Linked DNA regions of Mus musculus: region 1 is linked to region 2. A link is a loop called in an ENCODE intact Hi-C map of the cell type or tissue named here. Cell type or tissue: left cerebral cortex. All regions are shown on one strand.

Region 1 (2,500 bases), 140 kb before region 2:
CACTTTGACCCCATGAGTGTCAAATCAGAACTCCTGGAACCTATTAAATCTGGGGGCTTTGAGACACTTTGAGAAAATATGGACAAGGTGGAGCACGGGGTATCCGAGGTCAGTGAAGCTGGTCTGTATACATTGTAGAGGACATGGATCTGTGAACCCAGAACATGCAGCTCAAAGCATGAATGCTGTGTAGGCTGTAGACAGAGTGAGGGCAATGATTGTCCATGCTACAGATGCCCCATTCTGGTGGAGGGTGTTGACCAGATGGGCCCAGGGAATGTTTCTTTGCCCTCCCTGTACTCTCTCTCTCTCTCTCTCTCTCTCTCTCTCTCTCTCTCAGTTCTCTATGAATCTAAAACTGCCCTGAAATAAAGTCTGTTAAAAATACATATGGGACCTAAGGAGCTGAAGGGGTTTGCAGCCCTATAGGTAGATCAACAATATGAACCAACCAGTACCCCCAGAGCTCCCTGGGACTAAACCACCAACAAAAAAGAATCCCATGGCTCCAGCTGCATATGTAGCAGAGGATGGCCTAGTCAGTCATCAATGGGAGGAGAGGCCCTTGGTCCTGTGATGGTGCTATGCCCTAGTATAGGGGAATGCTTGGGCCAGGAAGCAGGAGTGTGTGGGTTGGGGAGCATAGGAAGGGGGGGAAGTGATTGGTGATTTTCGAAGGGGAAACCAGGAAAAGGGTTTAATAAAAAATACATATGGGCACTGGCAGGGTGGCTCCGTGCTTAAGAGTTCTTACTGTTCTTTAAGCGGACCCTAGTTCAGTTCCTCCCATGTTGAGAGGCTCACAGTCACCGGTAACTCCATCTCTGGGGGATCAGGTGCCCTCTTCAGGCCTCCACGGGCACCTGCACTAACGTGCATATTCCCACACTAATGTGCACACACACTCAGTTTTTCTTGGGGCAAGTGAAGGGATGTTGTGAGCTCACCCAGATGCCAGTGCCCCACGTGACCTGTGGTCTTCTTTCCCAGGGGAATGGTCTAGCAGCTTATCGAGCCTGTGCATCATCCCCCAGCAGTTCTGATCCTGCTCTGCTTTGGCCTCCATTTGGCCGTAGGTAAGTCACCGTGAGGCCAATAGGCCTACAGAGCATTAGGACTGTGGATGGAAGGGGTGGCATTTGCAGAGACTGTGGGTTCAGTCTCTTCAGTGATCTCAGAGGACAGGTCAGGAAACTGAGGCTGAGAGGTAAGAAGAACCCTGTAAGTACAAGGATGAGCCAGGCCTACTTAACCATGAGGCCAGCATCACCACCATTGTTTCAGAGATTGTGCATGTGTCATGGTTCTTTCTAATCCAAATGGCTGCTCCCTCAAGAGGTCTGCAAGATGCAGAGGCAAATGTCAAGTGGTACTTCTGTCCCTGGTTCTGGTAAATGCAGCTAGTTCCCTAGAGACTTAGACCAGCAGTTCCCAGCAGACCTGGGAGTGGCTGGGTTTCCCCTCCCCCCTTCCCCCCTCCCCCCAGCTCCAGACACCCAAGCTCCTACAGCATTCATAGAGGGAATTTCATGGCACAGGGTGTCCTCAGGACTTCCTGTTGGTGGAGTTCCTTTCTGGCCCTCATCTCCTGGAGGGAGAGGATATCTCCTGCTGCCTTTTTCTTCACTCCCCCACATTCCATAGACATTCTGTCCAGGTTGTCAGTGAGTCTGAAGGAGATACCCAGAAAGAGGCCATTGTCTTCAGGTCCCCTCAATCGAAAATAGACACAATGGAATATGGTGTGCAGTGCTGAGGCTAAAGAGAGCAGTTCCTGAGTCTATATGACTGAATGTCACCTGCATACATGCCTCCAGGCCCCAGGCCTTTTTCTTCACTCCCCCACATTCCATAGACATTCTGTCCAGGTTGTCAGTGAGTCTGAAGGAGATACCCAGAAAGAGGCCCTTGTCTTCAGGTCCCCTCAATCGAAAATAGACACAATGGAATATGGTGTGCAGTGCTGAGGCTAAAGAGAGCAGTTCCTGAGTCTATATGACTGAATGTCACCTGCATACATGCCTCCAGGCCCCAGGGTCCTCGACTCCAGATGCCATCCATGCACAAGTGCATGGTAGGGTCCAGTCAAGCCTGGAAACTGATGTCTGGAAGCTGGAGCAGACAAAGAGGTCAGAGGAGTACAAGTTCTAGCCTATAGTGCCTCTTCTCATCCTGAGGCCCTTGGATGCTTTGGTGTACACCCAGTGACTCCTCTGTAGCCAAACACACCTTACCACTGAATGAGGAGAGTCTGGGTCAGACAGTTCTTCCTTATCTGAGGTCAGCACTTTGCCATGGTGTCAGAGGTCAGAGGATTCTCAGTAGAAAGATCCCTCTGAAGATGTGCACCTCCTCCATTCCCACCGACCTGCCTGTGGATGAAAGCTTGTACAAGTCTAGGGCACAGCCTTGCTGCCAGCTGTCCACCTTAGCAGGCAGTATGGCTGTGCTCAGCATGTATTAAGAATATGCTCTTTCCCCAGTAAGCTTGAGGGCTCTG
Region 2 (2,500 bases):
TTTTAATTATTTTTTTTATTTATTTAAGTACATCCTTTTCCTATCCCATTGTGGATAGAGAGACAAGGCAGTCCTCTGGTACATATGTGCCTGGGGCAATGAGCCAGTCCCTGGATGCTCCTTGGTTTTTGGCTGGGAGGTCTGAAGTGTCCAGATTAGCTCAAAGTTTTGTTCTTATCGGGTTGCCATCTTCTTCACCCCCTTAAGTCAGTACAGAGACCTGTCCTTATGTAACATTTCAACCTACAACAATATATTGATATATCGATCTACATATTACTATATCTTATCTATTCATCTATATATCACCTATTAATCTATATGTCTATATATCTATATGTATATATCTATACACCTATACATCTATATATCTATCCATATATCAATAAATATATATAATCTATATATTATCTATATATCTATAAATATATATATATATACATATATGTATATTTTTAAATCTATCCATCCATCTATGTATCTGTAAGTCTATCCATATGTTTAGCTTGATGTATCTTTTTTCTTTTTCTGCCAGATAACATATATATATATATATATATATATATATATATATATATATATATACACACACACACACACATTATGTTCCAATTTTTCTTTTTTAATTAATTTTTTTATTTATTCAAGTACATTCTGCTCCTGTCCCATCATTGTGGACAGAGAGACAAGACAGTCCTCTGCTACACTTATGCCTGGGGCAATGAGCCAGCCCCTGGATGCTCCTTGGTTTTTGGCTGGGAGGTCTGAAGTGTCCAGGTTAGCTCACAGTTTTGTTCTTCCTATCTGGTTGCCATCCTCTTCAACCCCCGAAGTCAGTACACTGACCTGTCCTTATGTGACATTTCCCCCTACAACAATATATCAATATATAGATATATATCGATCTATATATTTCTATATCTATCTATTCATCTTTATGTCTATATATCATCTATAGATCTTCAATCTATACATCTATATATCTATATATCACCTATAAATCTATATATCTACATATCTATACATCTATCTGTATATATCTATACATCTATATATCTATCCATATATCAATAAATCTAGATAGATATCTATCTATATATTATCTATAAATCTATATAAAATCTATATATCTATAAATATATATATAATTCTATCTATCTATTCATCTATCTATCTATAAGTCTATCTAATTGTTTAGCTTGATGTAGCCTTGTCTAAAAGGACTGTTATGTTCTAGGTTTCAGATGTTCAGCCTGAGAGGAAACAGTATGAGTAACATTTGATCTAATACCAGATCCTCGACTCTGGACCCATATTTTACGATAGTTTTGGGGATTGTGATTACATCATTCCTACCTCCTGTGATCAATCAGTAAACACATCTAATGCCTGCAGCTGGCAAGAAGAAAGGTTGATGGAATTTCAGTTCTCGGCCTCGGTGTCTTTGGAAGAGACCATGAAGGAGAGGGAAGAAGAAGCAGGAAAAAGGTCCCATGGGTGGATGGATTGGGAGAGCATGGCCAGGAGGGCGAGCCTGAGAGTATGAGCAGCCTGGGCAGAATATGGCAAGTGAGCCGGGCGTGGTGGCACTTGCCTTCAATCCCAGCACTTGGGAGGCAGAGGCAGGCGGATTTCTGAGTTTGAGGCCAGCCTGGTCTCCAAAGTGAGTTCTGGGACAGCCAGGGCTATACAGAGAAACCCTGTCTGGGGGGTTGGGGGGGGGAGAATATGGTGAGTGATATCTCACAGTTCTTAGTAAAAAAGTAGAGAAATTAGCATAGAGGAATGGTATCTGCCCCATGCTGGTGCTTTAATGCTTATAATAATTATTATTATTTCTCATTATTATTTTATTATTTCACATTATTATCATTTACTACATTATTATATTATTTAATATTATTTCTTTTTTATTATCTTTCCTATTATTTTGTTATTATTTCATAGTATCATTTCTTATTCTTACTATTAGTTTATTATCATTTCTTCTTTTCTTATTGTTATTATTATTTTATACCTCTGTAGTTTATGTGGTGGTAAGAATTCCACAAGTAATATTTACCACAACAAGTTGGCTGTAAAAACAACTTGTGCCCAATGACTAAAATGCAATTAAAAGTAAGATGTGGTTTTACACACTTGTAACCTCAGAACCCAACAGACAAAGCAGAAACATGGCCAACAGTTATTTTCTTGGGATACAGGAAGAAAGTCCTCTGGGGTCTCTGCTAATAAGGTCACACACACACACACACACACACACACACACACACCCCCACACAAACATGCACACACACACATAGTAAATACATACATTAATTAATACATATACACACACATCACGCACATAAACATACATGCACCACACATACACCAAACACACACACATAACCATGCCCCCACAAAAACACGCACACGCACATATACCACATACTTACATTCACACCCATATACACCCACATACACCACAGATACACATGCACACACACCATGTACAGTA

The links. Peaks named below come from ENCODE experiments on the same cell type or tissue, not always from the same donor. Only the 100,000 strongest peaks of a DNase experiment are listed, where the experiment ranks them.
Region 1: a loop joins it to region 2, with 21 times the contacts of the local background. A loop is called at or near these places in 4 of 42 quality-filtered maps.

Annotation. Positions count from the first base shown.
Region 1 is chr12:17,766,224-17,768,723 of GRCm38, forward strand. It overlaps Hpcal1 (hippocalcin-like 1), which reads left to right. Exons shown (of 5, transcript NM_001361645.1): 2 at 991-1,076. Among named protein-coding and RNA genes, the nearest start is that of Gm51995, 30 kb to the left of the region's middle. In left cerebral cortex, no CTCF peak of the experiment used is centred here; no DNase peak of the experiment used is centred here.
Region 2 is chr12:17,906,082-17,908,581 of GRCm38, forward strand. It overlaps a transcript of Gm9222 not described here. Among named protein-coding and RNA genes, the nearest start is that of Gm9222, 25 kb to the left of the region's middle. In left cerebral cortex, no CTCF peak of the experiment used is centred here; no DNase peak of the experiment used is centred here.